Linked DNA regions of Homo sapiens: region 1 is linked to region 2. A link is a contact called in ENCODE Hi-C or POLR2A ChIA-PET data. All regions are on one chromosome and are shown on one strand. The core of a region is the stretch at or near the end of the contact, and the rest is flanking DNA. Distances in the headings are between cores, read along the strand shown.

Region 1 (7,074 bases), core at 2,161-4,660, 37 kb after region 2:
GCTGGGGATGGAGTCAGAGGCAGGGGTGAGGCTGTGGCCTTCAGGAGGGCCCTGGAGAGGGAACTCTAGACTCTTCCTGCCAGGATTTGAGAAGTGGTCTTGAAGCTGTGCCCCATGCCTTATCACCTCTGCTGACTCTCCTGGATCTTCTGATACATCTCTGCAAGTTCCCTGGGGGAAGTTACATATCAAGCCATAAGGGTCCACCTTAGCTCAATGACACTGAGCAGATTTGCAAGTAGTTCAGAAGGGATCACAGTTTAGGGAAGGGTGATTTTTAAAAAGGAGGAAGTAAAGAAATGTCCAGAGTATGGGCACCCCTTCTGATGGGCCTGGTGGAGTGGGGAGGAAAGAGAGGGCCCAGGAACACTGAGCTGATTTGGGCTGGGTCACCATTGCCCCAACTAACCTGCTCCTCAGGGACAGCCTAGGATTGGCAAAGGAGAAGCTGCTGGATCCTTCTTGGTTGGAAGACTGGAAGGCATGTGGAGAACATGGAACTCTGGTGGGTTTTCTCTGAATAGGGTTCTTCCCACATGCAGACTCTACTGCCTTGAAAAAGGGCATGTCTCCCAGTGTCACTCCAAGAGTTATTGCTTGCTTTCTTTTTTTCCCCAAGTGGAATTCTGGAACTCTCCTTCTTTCCCATTGGCAGGTTTGAGGTTTACAGTTACTTTCTTTACTAAAGCTATTCACTGGGCAGACCCTGATACACAATGCCTCTATTAGTCTGGAAAGTCTTTTCTCAAAAGATACAACCAATTATTATTTTTATTATTATTATTTATTATTTCTAAATCAGAGTCTCAAAGCATAAAAAGAAAAAATAAACAAATATAAGTAAGGGCACGTGACTTTATCTGCCTGGGCCTCAGCTGGATAAAAAGACCTCTGAACCACCCAAGTTCAGAGCCCTTCACTGACTGACCACGCTCTTTGTTTGAGATTCTCTTTTTGGGTTTCCCAAACACCAAAGTCCTCGGTGGTTGCTCTGTCTCAAGTCCCAACCATCAAGCGTTGTGCTTGCTTACAGATCATTTCCAGCCTTCTTCTCTTGTCACACTGTATGTGATCCTTTTCTCAAAAAATCTCACCCACATTCATTCTTTTCCTCCAGCCCAAACCTTCACATATCACACCTAGTCAGCATGTCCAGTGAGGTGCTTCCAAGGGACCAATAATGTTCAGCATGCACGAGCTGAACTGCTGCTATCCTCCTGCCTCCCTCCAAAGCCTGGGCCTTCCTGGTATGTCATAAGTGCTCAGTAGATGTCCATCACATGGAGAAATGGAGGCTGTCTTTATCTCTAATCACCTTTGATTTTGTAAACTCTACCAGATTATGTCCTCCCTGATGAAGAGGAGGACTCTTCTTAACCGGCCTCATTCGCCTGAGCCTGTGCAGCCTCGTTGTCCATCAAACCACAGGTCTAGGCCCATAACAGGGCATAAGCACAGCCCTGTACCCCTTCTTATTGGCATATATGCATATATGCACACGTGCGCGCACAAACACATTTCTTAGCCGTTGGAAAGCACCGCATGGTCTTAAAGCAAATACCTTCCATGGCCAAATTAAACAAATACAAATGTAAGACTTCTTTTTTAAGAATAATAAAATCTGTTTTCTGTCCCTTCAGAGGTCAGTCCATTTTCAGCCTCCTAACCTTGAATGAGGCCTCTGATATCCTCCAAGTAACTTGGGTGACCCCCACTTTGCAGGAAGACGTGCCTTCCCTACATCCCCGTCAAATTGTGTGGAGTTACATTTGTGTTTCCTCAGCTCTTTATCTGGGCTGGGGTGACCTAAAAGGGGCTAACCAATCTCCTAGCACGTGGCTCCTTATGTGGCTGGACATGGAAGACATACGCCTACTAGTTTTGGCAGCTTCTGGTCCTGACAAAGGAGCTTGAAGTGCGGTTTTCTGGCCTTCCTGTCCGGGAATTCTGGACCCGGTATTGGGTTCTACGGTCCACTTCCGCCAGGCTCCAAGAACGCCCCCAGAAAGGTTACTCTTGGTCCTTTAGCTGGAGTGGCCCTTTCTGTGATGACAGAGTGCTGGCTGGACTTGGAGCTACAAATCACTGGGCCCAAAAGAGGTGAAACCAGCAATCCTTGCCTTCTAAGGCAGTGATGATGTCCTGTTTCTCCCTCTGGTTTTAGAACTTGCCATCCTAGTACTCTGGCCTCATGTCCATCTCTCCTTCTAGACCCTAGACCTCTCCTTGAAAACAGGGATTGTGTCTTTCTTCCCTCTCCCTATCCTGAAACAGACTCTAAGTAGAAACTCAATAACTATTATAGAATTATTACATAGTAGGGGCAAGTAGTCAATGAATATATCAGTGATTGTAATCATGCTGCCAATTTGATGGACGCTAAAATGGACTTCATAGAGACCCTGCCCATCATTTCGTTCTGACATTCAGTGAACATTGAATACTGGGTACTTTGCAGGGCCCTGAGGACCAATCATCATTTCGTTCTGACATTCAGTGAACATTGAATACTGGGTACTTTGCAGGGCCCTGAGGACCAATCTGTGAACACGAAGGCACCATGTCTGTTCTCCTGGAGTTCATGTGAGGAAACCAATAATGCTCAAGGCAATAAGCAAAATAATGACAAGTTGTCATTGTTGTAGAGGAGCTGACCAAAGTGCTGTGACTGACATTAAAGGAAGGGTTGGGGGTGGTAGTGAGGGGCTGCTTCAGGTAAAGTGGCCAAGAGAGGCATCTTTGGGATAAAGGCAGAGACCTCACAACAAGAGGGTGTTGCTTGGTTCTCTTCCTGAGTATAATAGGGAGAATGGGTTGGAGAGTGCAAGAGAATGTTGGATTCAGCTGCCTCTGATGGTTTTGGCCTTAGTTTTAATAATTTTCAATAAAAATGTTTTACTCATTCCATACATTATCTGGAAATGTGTGTTCACATCATCTGGCTGCTTGGGGCCACGATCTGTGAATTCACTTTTCTGCTCTTATTCCTTCATCCATTTGACCAGTAGGTATTGAGACACTGGGATGCATCAGACACTGTGGGAACTTGGAGACCCTGCCCTCATGGAATGGTCCCTTGTGGAGGATAGACACTCATAGTGGAACAGGAGACAGGGACCATCTGAAGGTTCCTCTGGCCTTCTAGCCTTTTCCATCATCATACACTCTCCTGATCCAAACTGGATGGATGAGGCTAGAAGGCCATGGGGGACCACAAAGGGCCTCTCACACCATGCTAACAACCCTGCTTCTGGGGTGCCATTGAAGAATGCAAGCAGCAGGGGAGCATCATCTGATTTACATTTCGTGTAAAAATGCCTGCTGGCAAAGGTTTGCTCCAAAGTGGAAAGGGAAAACATTTGGTGTGCAACAGCCAGGACTGCAAGTTCAAGCAAGTTCTTTCACGGGCTCCAGCTGCCTTCGCTTCCTGGATCTTAGACTGGAAAGGCCCTTGGGGATTAACTCATCCAGCCGTCTTATCTCATATTTGAGGACAGTAATGCTCAGAAAAGTGACTTGCTTGTGGTCACTCTGTCCTGGGCTTTGCCCAAACAGCTGTTTTGATGACCAAGTTGATTGGCCTGGAGAGAGATAGGGGAACTAGGTGTAAGTGTCACGACGGATCGTCAGGCTAGCTCACCCACATGCTGGAAACACAAGGCAATGCCTGCTTCCCCTCAGCAGGGATCAGGATTTTATCCATGAATATTAAGGATAAGAATGTACTTTCATTATTGTGGGTTAAAAAAAGTAATTGGATGATCATGCAATCAGATAAGCAATTCTGTAGTGATTCCAAGGCTTAATGCCCAGGTACAGCCACAGGCTGTTTATTATTATTTTTTCTATTGGCGGGATCAACCAGGTACCAGGCTATTTATTTTGGCTTCAAACCGAGATGTTGTTTGACACCTCAGGCTTCCAGCTGTCAGTGTAGTGTCTAAAAGTCTTCTCTCTCCAGTTGAGAGGACATCTATTTGATCAAAATAGCATTGTCTGGCTTATCTGTTACATCTTATAAGCATGTTTCCATGAGTTAGAAACAACCACCACCCCAACAACTACAACTGTGTTCTCTATCCCATGAAAGGGCGGGCGTGTGGACACGATGTATATTTTTTTCTCCTCAAACAACACAGTGAAGTGATTCAGAGCATGGAAGTGGGGTCAGGCAGGGTGGACTCTGTTGCTCACTCACCACCTGTGTGTCCTGGGCCAGTCAAGTAACCCCTCAAACTCTTTTTCCTCATCTAGCAGGTAGGGATAATAACAGTCTTACCAGATTCACAGAGCACTTGTGGGATTAAATGAAGTAAGAGATAGAAAAGATTTAACACTGAGCTTGGGATACAAAAGCATTTGGAAGAAGAAAAGTAGTTAATTGTGTTGCTCCTAAATGATTGAATTTTCCTATGCAAAGACTTGGAGAGATTTTCCCTGGAGATTGGCCCAGAATGAAATATTATCTTTGACTCTCGGTTATCAGCACTGCAATGGAGAACTTGAAAAAAATTTACCTTGGGTTCAGAAACAAATTATGCTTTTTTTTTTTTTTTTTTTTTTTTTTTAATGTAGGGGAAGTAGACACACTTTGCTTGTCTTTGTGTTTGGCCTCTGGTGGTCTTTGAGGGACTTGCTTCCTGAGAGTGATGGGAGGTGCCTATGTAGAGAATGTCAGGAAGAGGGTGCCTGCCAGTCATCAACATTTGCCACAATGTTGATCTGGAAAAAACGTCTTTCTCTCAAGTGTATTGTTAAATTTATGAAGGTGCTGGTACCATCTGCCAGAAGAACCAATATTCCCATCTGATTGACCACAGTCATTCTCAAGTCTCCACTATTTGTCCCAAAACAAGCAGGATTTCTTCATAATCTCCCTCGAGGGCCTGCTCTAGGACATGAAGTAATTTTTCTAATCTCTTATCTTCAAGTAACTGGAGGAATTTGCTGTTATTTCTGCAGCACTCAGGCCTGAGCTTTGTGGAATTTGCATGCCAGGGAAGTGAGGGCATTGGAAAACGAGCGAAGAATAAAGGAGCATTACAGGGCTCTTCTGTGGTGAATTTTCAAGTCAAGCATAAAAGAATTGTTTCCTATTCTTTCTGATATGTTAAGGGCCTCACGCGTGCTAACGCTTTGCTAGATGCTGTATGGTTTACAGAAGGAGAGTTTTCTGGCTGTTATTCTTAGGGAATCTACCATCAATATAGAAAAATACAATTTTCCAAATGGGAAATGATAAATTCAGATGAGATAGCTGAGGTGCAGGGTAAAGAAAACAGGATTCCACCAAACATCTACAGTTCAGGTCCCAGTCACCTCCCTAGCCTTGTTTACTCACCCCCACCCCACCTTAAGTTCTTTATCTGCAAACCTATGATGATACCCGCTGCCCAGGGCTGTTGTGGGAAGGAAAGGAATACTGTCTGTGATAGCACACAGTGGCAGCCAGTCCTGAGAAGTTGAAGGGTCTGGAAGCTGTCGCATGAATCCTGTTGATCAACATCTGCACAGCCTCACCCCTACCTGTGAGCCCCACTGTCTTTGCTTTCTTCCCTGGGAACTTTGTGTTTCCGTGCACAGTGTCACTCCCCAGTCCCGGGGAAAGGAATCTTGACTTTCTCACCGGGCTATGCTAAAAGTCTCAGTCAGTCTCATCTCTGTTCCACATCATTTGTCCCTTTCCCCTAAGTTACAGTTGCATATACTTCATATGTTTCATCCCACAGCATCTATCTCAGTGCTTTATACACATAAAAGACCTTAAGTATTTTTCAAAAATAAAAGGAGTTTTAGGGATTTAGTGACTTGCACTGGCAGGGAATGTGTATTTTAAGAAATGAGTGTTAGAGACCCCTGGAGGAGGCAGAATTTCTGGGATATCATGGATCAGGCACTGTGCTAGCACTTTCGCAGAGGTTACATCATTCCATCCTGGCAATCCTATCCCCAGTTAACAGATAAGAAAACTGAGTCTTAAAGATATGTTGGACCAGCCCAACCTTATCCAGCTGGTAAGTGGCAGAGTTGGGATATAGATTCAGAACTGCCTCACTTCTTGTCTGACATCGGGAAGAGAAAATATGGGGACCCACCCAACATCTCAGATCACATGTAGGCACAAACAACTTCTTATACATAAATTACTATACACAGAATTAGATACATGCATAGCCAAACCTGGGAGGCAATTCTTAGAAGCCAAAATATGTGTTTCAAATTATTCTAGACACATTGCTAGAGACATGAACAGTCAGTTTGTTTGCTGGGCACGGTGGCTCATGCCTGTAATCCTAGCACTTCGGGAGGCCAAGGCGGGTGGATCATTTGAGGTCAGGAGTTCGAGACCAGCCTGACCAACATGGTGAAACCCTGTCTCTACTAAAATTACAAAAAAAAAAAAAAAAAGATCTGGACAGTAGTGGTGCATGCCTGTAATCCCAGCAACTCAGGAGGCTGAGGCAGGAGAATCGCTTGATCCTGGGAGGCAGAGGGTGCACCGAGATAGTGCCACTGCACTCTAGTCTGGACAACAGAGTGAGACCCTGTCTCAAAAAAAAAAAAAAAGTCAGTTTCTTGTCAAGTTAGAAGTAGAATTTGACCTACCACTGGTCTCATCCCATCTCCAGCATACCAGCATATATCTTGATACGACATCTTCTTTGCATACCAGTTCTCCCTCAGTCTTAGACCATTTCTTCCCCACCTTGCAGCAAAATCACATTAGGGATCTGTTTGTACTCACTGATGCTTTTCCATTTTCCTACCCTAATAAATTAGTTAGTATAGTTAGTCTTAGAAGTCAAACTTTTTGTTTTTCCCCTGAGACTATTACTGCTAGGACTTATTTCTTTCCTGCTCAGATAGGTTTTATAGAATATTTTAAAAGTACATTGTTTAGGGAATTTCCTTTCTTGTCATGTTGTGATTTTCTGGAAGAGATCTTCACTCCTACCGCAGGAGAGCCTTCATTGTGCCATCCTGCCTTGAAGTGGGTCTGCCCTGGTAGAGTCTGTGATCCCTTGTGCTCCATGTTCTCCTCACCACAAAGATTTCTTTTCCCAGCCCAGAGGA
Region 2 (6,405 bases), core at 2,065-4,564:
TGTCGGGGATGGGGTTGGGAGGGTGGGGAGAGGGAGAGCATCAGAAAGAATAGCTAATGGATGCTGGGCTTAATACCTAGGTGATGGGATGATCTGTACAGCAGACCACCATGGCATGCATTTACCTGTATAACAAACATGCACATCCTGCATAAGAACTCAGAACTTAAAATAAAAGTTGAAGTTAAAAAAAAAAAAAAGCATTTTCACTCAATTTTAAGGTATCATTCCATTGTCTTCCAGCTCTCAGTGCTGCTGTGCAGAAGTCTGAAGTCAATTGAATTCTCAATCATTTGTATGGATCTATTTCTCTTTTCCAGAAGTGTGTTAAAGCTTTGTCTCCATTATTCTAAAATTATTGAATGATGCGATATAGGTCTGTTTTCATCTATTGCACTCGCCCGGCATAGATCTCTTCAATTTAGAAAATTAAGCCCTTCAGTTCTAGAAAATGTATTACTTATTTCTTTACTGATTCTTTCTCTTCTGTTTTCTCTTTCTGGAACTATCATTCAGATATTGGACTAGTCAACTTGGGGTTCACTGTAGACTAATCTGGGTGGCCCACTTAGTTGGGGAACCTCAGACTATCACTATTTCTAGGCCTTTCCTCTTGGAGTGCTTCGATTACTCCCAGAGTCCTGCCTAAAGGGAGACGGCCTGGTGGCCAGCATCGCAGGAACCAAGTGAAGCCAGATTAGAGGACCCGGCTTCCAGAATACACATGTTTATTTAATTCTCCTGTGTTCAGTACTATACCCTCATGCCCATCTACCCCCACTCCATGCTTAGTCTAGAGATCCTGTTTCACTTCTCCAGAGAATAAACCTCTAGGGACAGGGAAGGGGCCGTGCCAAGAAGAAAAGAGAATCTGGATTTATAACTAGTTTTCAACCAAATCTCTCTTTTCTCTCGCTCCACATCACCCTCATCTCCAGAGTAACTGTTACTGCATATTTCCTGAGCTTTGGGGATAGGAAGATGGAAATTCTGCAGCAAAAATTTCATTGCTCTTGACCTTCCCCATTGCTGGTTCAGGATTCAGTTTTCTTGGATCTACTAATTCAGTTACCACTCATCCGTTTACTTTCAAGATTCCAACATTGTGTTGCATTCTTTTCTTACTCTCTCCATCTTTGTGTGTAATTTTGAGAAGGAAAGTAAAATAGTGGTGAATATTCAATATCTACAGTCTTTATCCAGAAATGAACAAGAATCGTAATAACAGCAGCAACAACAATAATAGCAAAACACTTATTTAGCCTTTGTGTAGCCAGACACTATTCTAAACACTTTGCACATGTTACTTATTGAGTCATCACACCAACCTTATACAGTAGAAGCTCTTACTGTCCACTGGATTTACAACCTTTCCAAAAAGGAGATGTTGCCACATCCTACCACCATCACTGGCACTGTGTCAGGTCACCCTGTCCTCTCTGTTGCCAGTCACAGTTTTACATGGGAAGCAACATTGTATGTTGGAGACAGCACAGAGTTTGAGGTCAGAAGAATGAGGCTGAATCCTGGGTCTGCCTCATCTTTGTTGTGTTTTCCTGGGTAGAATAATTAAACTGTTTGAAATGCAGTTTTCTCAGTGTTCCATGGGAATTATAATGCAAACCTCTCTGGACTGCTTTGAAAATTACATGAGAAAACATTTGCAGAAGTGCTGAGTGCAATCTTTGACACCTAGTAAGCTCCATTATTATTGGTTGGCTAAACGGAGAACACAGTTCTGGAGTCAGAAAGTGAATGGACTGAATCATGCCCCCAACCCCCAGATTCTTATGTTGAAGCTCCAATCCCCAGTACCACAGAATGTGATGGCATTTGGAGATAGGGCCTTTAAAGAGGTAATGAAAGCAAAATGAGGTCATTGGGTGACCTAATCCAATATGACTGATGTCCTTATAAGAAGAGGAGGTTAGGACACAGACAAGCACAAGGGAAGACCTTGTGAAGAAACTGGGAGAATACAGCCTTCTGCAAGCCAAGGAGAGAGACTCAAAAGAAACCAACCCTGCCAGCACCTTGGTCTTACACTTCTAGCCTTCACAACTGCAAGAAAATAAATTCCTGTTAAGTCGCTCAATCTGTAGTTTTTTGTTATGGCAGTTCTAGCAAACTAATACTGAGAACCTCAGTTCAAGTCCTAGTATTGCCACTTACTAACTGTGTAATGCTGGGCAAATGACCTCATCTCTCTGAGCCACAGTTTCCTCATCTGTAAAATGGCTCCACTAATGTATATTAAAATAAGAGGGCAAGGCCTGCGGACTTGGCATAAATTGTAATAGTTAAATAAGCTACTGGGCATAAAAATGTCTCTGGGGTTGTTTAGGGGCTCGGCCAGTGCCTGAGGAGTTACAGGTACCCCCACGATGGTGGCAGTGCAGTAACACTGCAGTCTGGGAGGAGCAGGTTGGTGGATATGTGAGTCTGTGTCTCTTTTACAGGCTAAGGGCCCAGATCTCACAACCAGGTGATATTTTATTCTTGTGGTCACTTTGGGACCCAGGGACAGGATATATTGACACTGATAAACGTGCATGACGGTAACCAATGGGCTGGAAGGGCTGACAGATCTGCTTGCATTATAAAGCTGCAAAGTCGGCAGGGTGCAGTGGCTCACACTGGTAATCCCAACACTTTGGGAGGCCGAGGTGGGTGGATCACAAGGTCAGGAGATCGAGACCATCCTGGCTAACGCGGGGAAACCCCGTCTCTACTAAATATACAAAAAAAATTAGCCGGGCGTGGTGGCGGGCGTCTGTAGTCCCAGCTACTCGGGAGGCTGAGGCAGGAGAATGGCGTGAACCTGGGAGGCGGAGCTTGCAGTGAGCCGAGATCACACCACTGCATTCCAGCCTGGGAGACAGAGCGAGACTCCGTCTCAAAAAAAAAAAAAAAAAAGCTGTGAAGTCTGACTTTGGTGTCTTGACTTCCCTGTTGGGCTCCCTTTGCACCCAGCCACCTTCATGAGAACCCGGCCCAAGCCCTGGTCCCTATGTGACCTGCTTCAGCAAAGAAGCTGCCTTTGGAAATGTGCACTTTAGTTATAAAAGTCATTCTGTCCCTCTCCCATGTCATATAGATGAAGAGCTTGTCCCCTACTAAAGGAATGCCAAATACCAGCATGAGTTTTTCAGGAGTCATCACTTTTATATGGGTCCAAATCTACTTGAGGCTGAGACTATCTTTATCCCAAACTGATTCCATGCAGTGTTACCTGCCAATGACAGTTGGGGGGTGAAAGCATTGTGACCTAACAAAGGGGAAGGGAGGAGGAGAGAGGAGAGCCTGAGCTGGCTGGGATGAAAGCCAAGTTTACATTCCTTGGAGGAAGCCGCGTTATTGCTGACCAGCTTAGAAGTAGAATTCTGACTGCCTTTGACATCAGAGGTTTAGAGCAAACAGGAAGTTTGGAACCAAAGGGAAATTCCTGATTAAATTTGAGTGTTTCAGCTAGTAATGTGTGTTCAGAGCAAAAATTATGAGGGACCCCGTCATCTCTTATTTTTGTGTCTTTCATGGTAGCTCATATAGAACTGAGAACCCATTATAGTGGTTAAGGGCACAACTCTGGAACCCCTGGTCTCTAACCCTGCCTCTGCGCTCATTAGATCTGTGATGTTGGGCAAAGAACTTAACTTCCCTAAACCTCAGTTCCTTCATCTGTTAAATGGGGTTATTACTCCCCCCCCAACCCACACAGAAATATTGTGAGAATCAAATGAGAGTTAGTACAAGTAAAGCAGTAACAACTGGTTCTAGTACAGAGTAATTGCTCACTAAACATTAATTAATGTTATTATTATCATTGTTATTTTGCAAGTGGCTGAGTGCACAGTTCATAAGATTCACTTTGTCCATCTCAAAAATGGGGATGAATGTATCCTGCTAGTTAGTAAACTGATGAAAACACTTTGTCTAGTTAGAGGCCTCCAAACAAGGGCTAATTTGAGGTGTTGGGACCTGTCCTATATAGGGGAATTTGACATCAATATATTTTATTTTATGACTATGCTGTGTTCTATAGAAAGTAGATGCCTTGGAACAATTATTGCTGCAATATATTCAACAGCCAGTACTGAATGCTCCAAGGCTTAGTCATATGATTTTTGTTTCTTCAATGCCTTTGGCTATTGAATCATTAGATTGAGCTACTAAAAATGAGAATTGTTTCAGCAAACAAGTGGCAGCTTTGCCGTGGTAAGCAGAGTCCTGTGTGAATGTTTGAAGTTGGTCTCTGTGGTCCCTCCCAGTTGGCCATGTTTGTTTCAAGATGACTCAGGCTGGAGGTGGGGTGAGGAGGAGAGTGGTAGGGGGTACCATAGTGAGCTGAGGTAGTGGAGACTACACTTAATTGGCTTTGCTTCCCTCTGGTCATGCAGCAGCAAGCTAAGGATTCATACTGCTAATTGTTGCCACCTTCTCTCTCCTTGCTTCTGGGTCTCTTCTTCCAACATTCTTGGCCAATTCATTCTGGTAAGCAAGGAGCTGGGTTGCTTTCTTGCTCAGAAGCCTGCCATGACTCCATTATCCCAAGACATCCCCACTCTTCTGCCACTTACTCAAAGCCACCCATAAGCTGACCCTGCCCCTAAGCTTCCTCTCTGGGGTTTATATACTGATCTCTTTCTACCCCACAAGATGACCCCTTTCTATCTCCTCAACAGCTTCTCCAGCCAAACTCCTCTTTGAGTCACTACTTGAGCCTAACAGAGGTGCTCATTGACAGGCCTTTGACACACCCATACACAATGTGCATTTATTACCAAGATCTTAAGCATCAATAGTCACAATACAACATGTTTCCACCACCCTGTACCTTTGCTTAGGAATACCATACCTTTTCCTGGAATAAGGTATGGTATTTTTTTTTTTTTTACGCTAACTTTTCATCCTTTGAGATTCAGCTTCAGATCATTTTTCCTGGCTGTTAGTTATTTCTTCCAGCGAAGTTAGTTATTTCTTCCCCCTGTTAACATTGCATCTGCTACCTTATATTCTAGCACTTCTTATACTGCATTGCAACTATTTCTTGGTTGACTGACCCTACAGAGTTTCCATAGGTTATGATAAATGTATAGTTATACCCAGTGGCCCATGATTTCTTGACTAACCTATTTACATTTATCGAGAAAACTCCAGGGAGGTGAGGGGATTTTCTAAGCATATTTGGCTGCAGGATATATTTTCTAATGGACTTCTCACTGGACCGCTCTTCCCCTGGGCTCCTTTCTGTGTGCATGGCCCTATTTCACCTGTCTTTTTAGTCTTCACAAGGTCTGGTTGGTGAGTTGCTGCAGTGGAAAGAATACAGAGTTAGGAATTAGGGACTAGAACTCTAATAAAGCTCAGTCTTAGTTGGGTGTCCTTGGGCAAATGACTTCTCCTTGCTGGGTCTCAGTTTTCCTACCTACAAAATATGGTGGCCAGACTGGATGATCTAGCTCTGTGATCCTAAGATTGTTTGGTCTGGGAATGCCTTGAAGAGCATCTGAAAATGAATTTCTGAAAATCTGTCTCAAAATTACCTCAGTGAGGCTCCAGAAGGTAACTGATCCCAAGTAACAAGAGTGCCCCTGAGGAACATTCAGAGATCCAGGCCCACAATTCCTGTCATTCCTCGGAAGGTGAGACTTCATTGGCTGGTGGTCCTGTGCTCTGCTCTCGGTATGTCAAATCACCGTCTGTGGGTTTTCCTCCCTCTCTAATTTACCCAAAGTCCTCCCTCTTAACCAAAACAAATAGCTTTTGGGGGATCTGATGTTGCCAAGTTGTATTTGCTCCTGTGGCAAGCAGAGCTCCCGCAAGGGGCTGTAACCAACCATGTAAGCAAGAACTGCTGGCCGAGGAGCAGGGATGCTTGCTCAGAAGTCCTAGTCCTGTCAGGATTGAGAATGCCACCCCTGAGACAACACCCTCTCGGAAGTGGGGCATCTCTCATGAAGTCCCCTCCCGTGTTGGAAATCTGCTCATGCAAAAGCATTCATCAGAAGGGGGTTTCTTTCTAGATTTGTACTTTTGTCTGGGGAAGCAACTAAGAAAAATATCTGTTGTTTGAAGAGCAGTATAATTTAAGCAGACATTCATTTATTCACTCAACAGACAACGAGTAAGTCATTTTTGCTGTGCCAGGTATAGGACTCTAAGATGCCATGACAAGGAAGAAGAGCACATTCTGTCTCTAGCTTCTTTCTGAATCTTCCTTCTTTCCTTTTCTTTTTTCTCTTCTCTTCTCTTCTCTTCTCTTTTCTTGATGGGATCTCGCTCTGTCACCCATGCTGGAGTGTAGTAGCACGATCTCAGCTCACTGCAACCTCCGCCTCCCAGGTTCAAGCGATTCTCCCTCCTCAGCCTCCCTGAATAGCTGGGATTACAAGCACCCGCCAACTT

The links. A loop is a pair of places that touch in the nucleus more often than their neighbours do. ChIA-PET counts read pairs that join two places held with the same protein, here RNA polymerase II (POLR2A). Pooled maps may share reads with other maps.
Region 1: a loop to region 2 is called in a map of ascending aorta, with 2.0 times the contacts of the local background. The contact joins two enhancer-like sites. A Hi-C loop is called at or near these places in 4 of 168 maps with a recorded cell type or tissue (ascending aorta, cardiac septum, endothelial cell of hepatic sinusoid and 1 more) and 6 of 50 pooled maps. POLR2A ChIA-PET finds 5 or more read pairs at or near these places in 5 of 52 experiments (AG04449, AG04450, HEK293 and 2 more).

What each region holds. Positions count from the first base shown.
Region 1 is chr2:46,131,206-46,138,279 of GRCh38, forward strand. All of the region lies in intron 11 of PRKCE (protein kinase C epsilon), which reads left to right. Among named protein-coding and RNA genes, the nearest start is that of EPAS1, 160 kb to the right of the region's middle. Within about 2 kb of position 3,411, at least 16 of the 41 ENCODE cell types and tissues checked have a DNase peak (open chromatin) inside an H3K27ac peak, as active enhancers do; they include ascending aorta, where a contact is called at or near this core.
Region 2 is chr2:46,094,622-46,101,026 of GRCh38, forward strand. The region is part of intron 11 of PRKCE (protein kinase C epsilon); the gene reads left to right. Among named protein-coding and RNA genes, the nearest start is that of EPAS1, 200 kb to the right of the region's middle. Within about 2 kb of position 3,315, at least 20 of the 41 ENCODE cell types and tissues checked have a DNase peak (open chromatin) inside an H3K27ac peak, as active enhancers do; they include ascending aorta, where a contact is called at or near this core.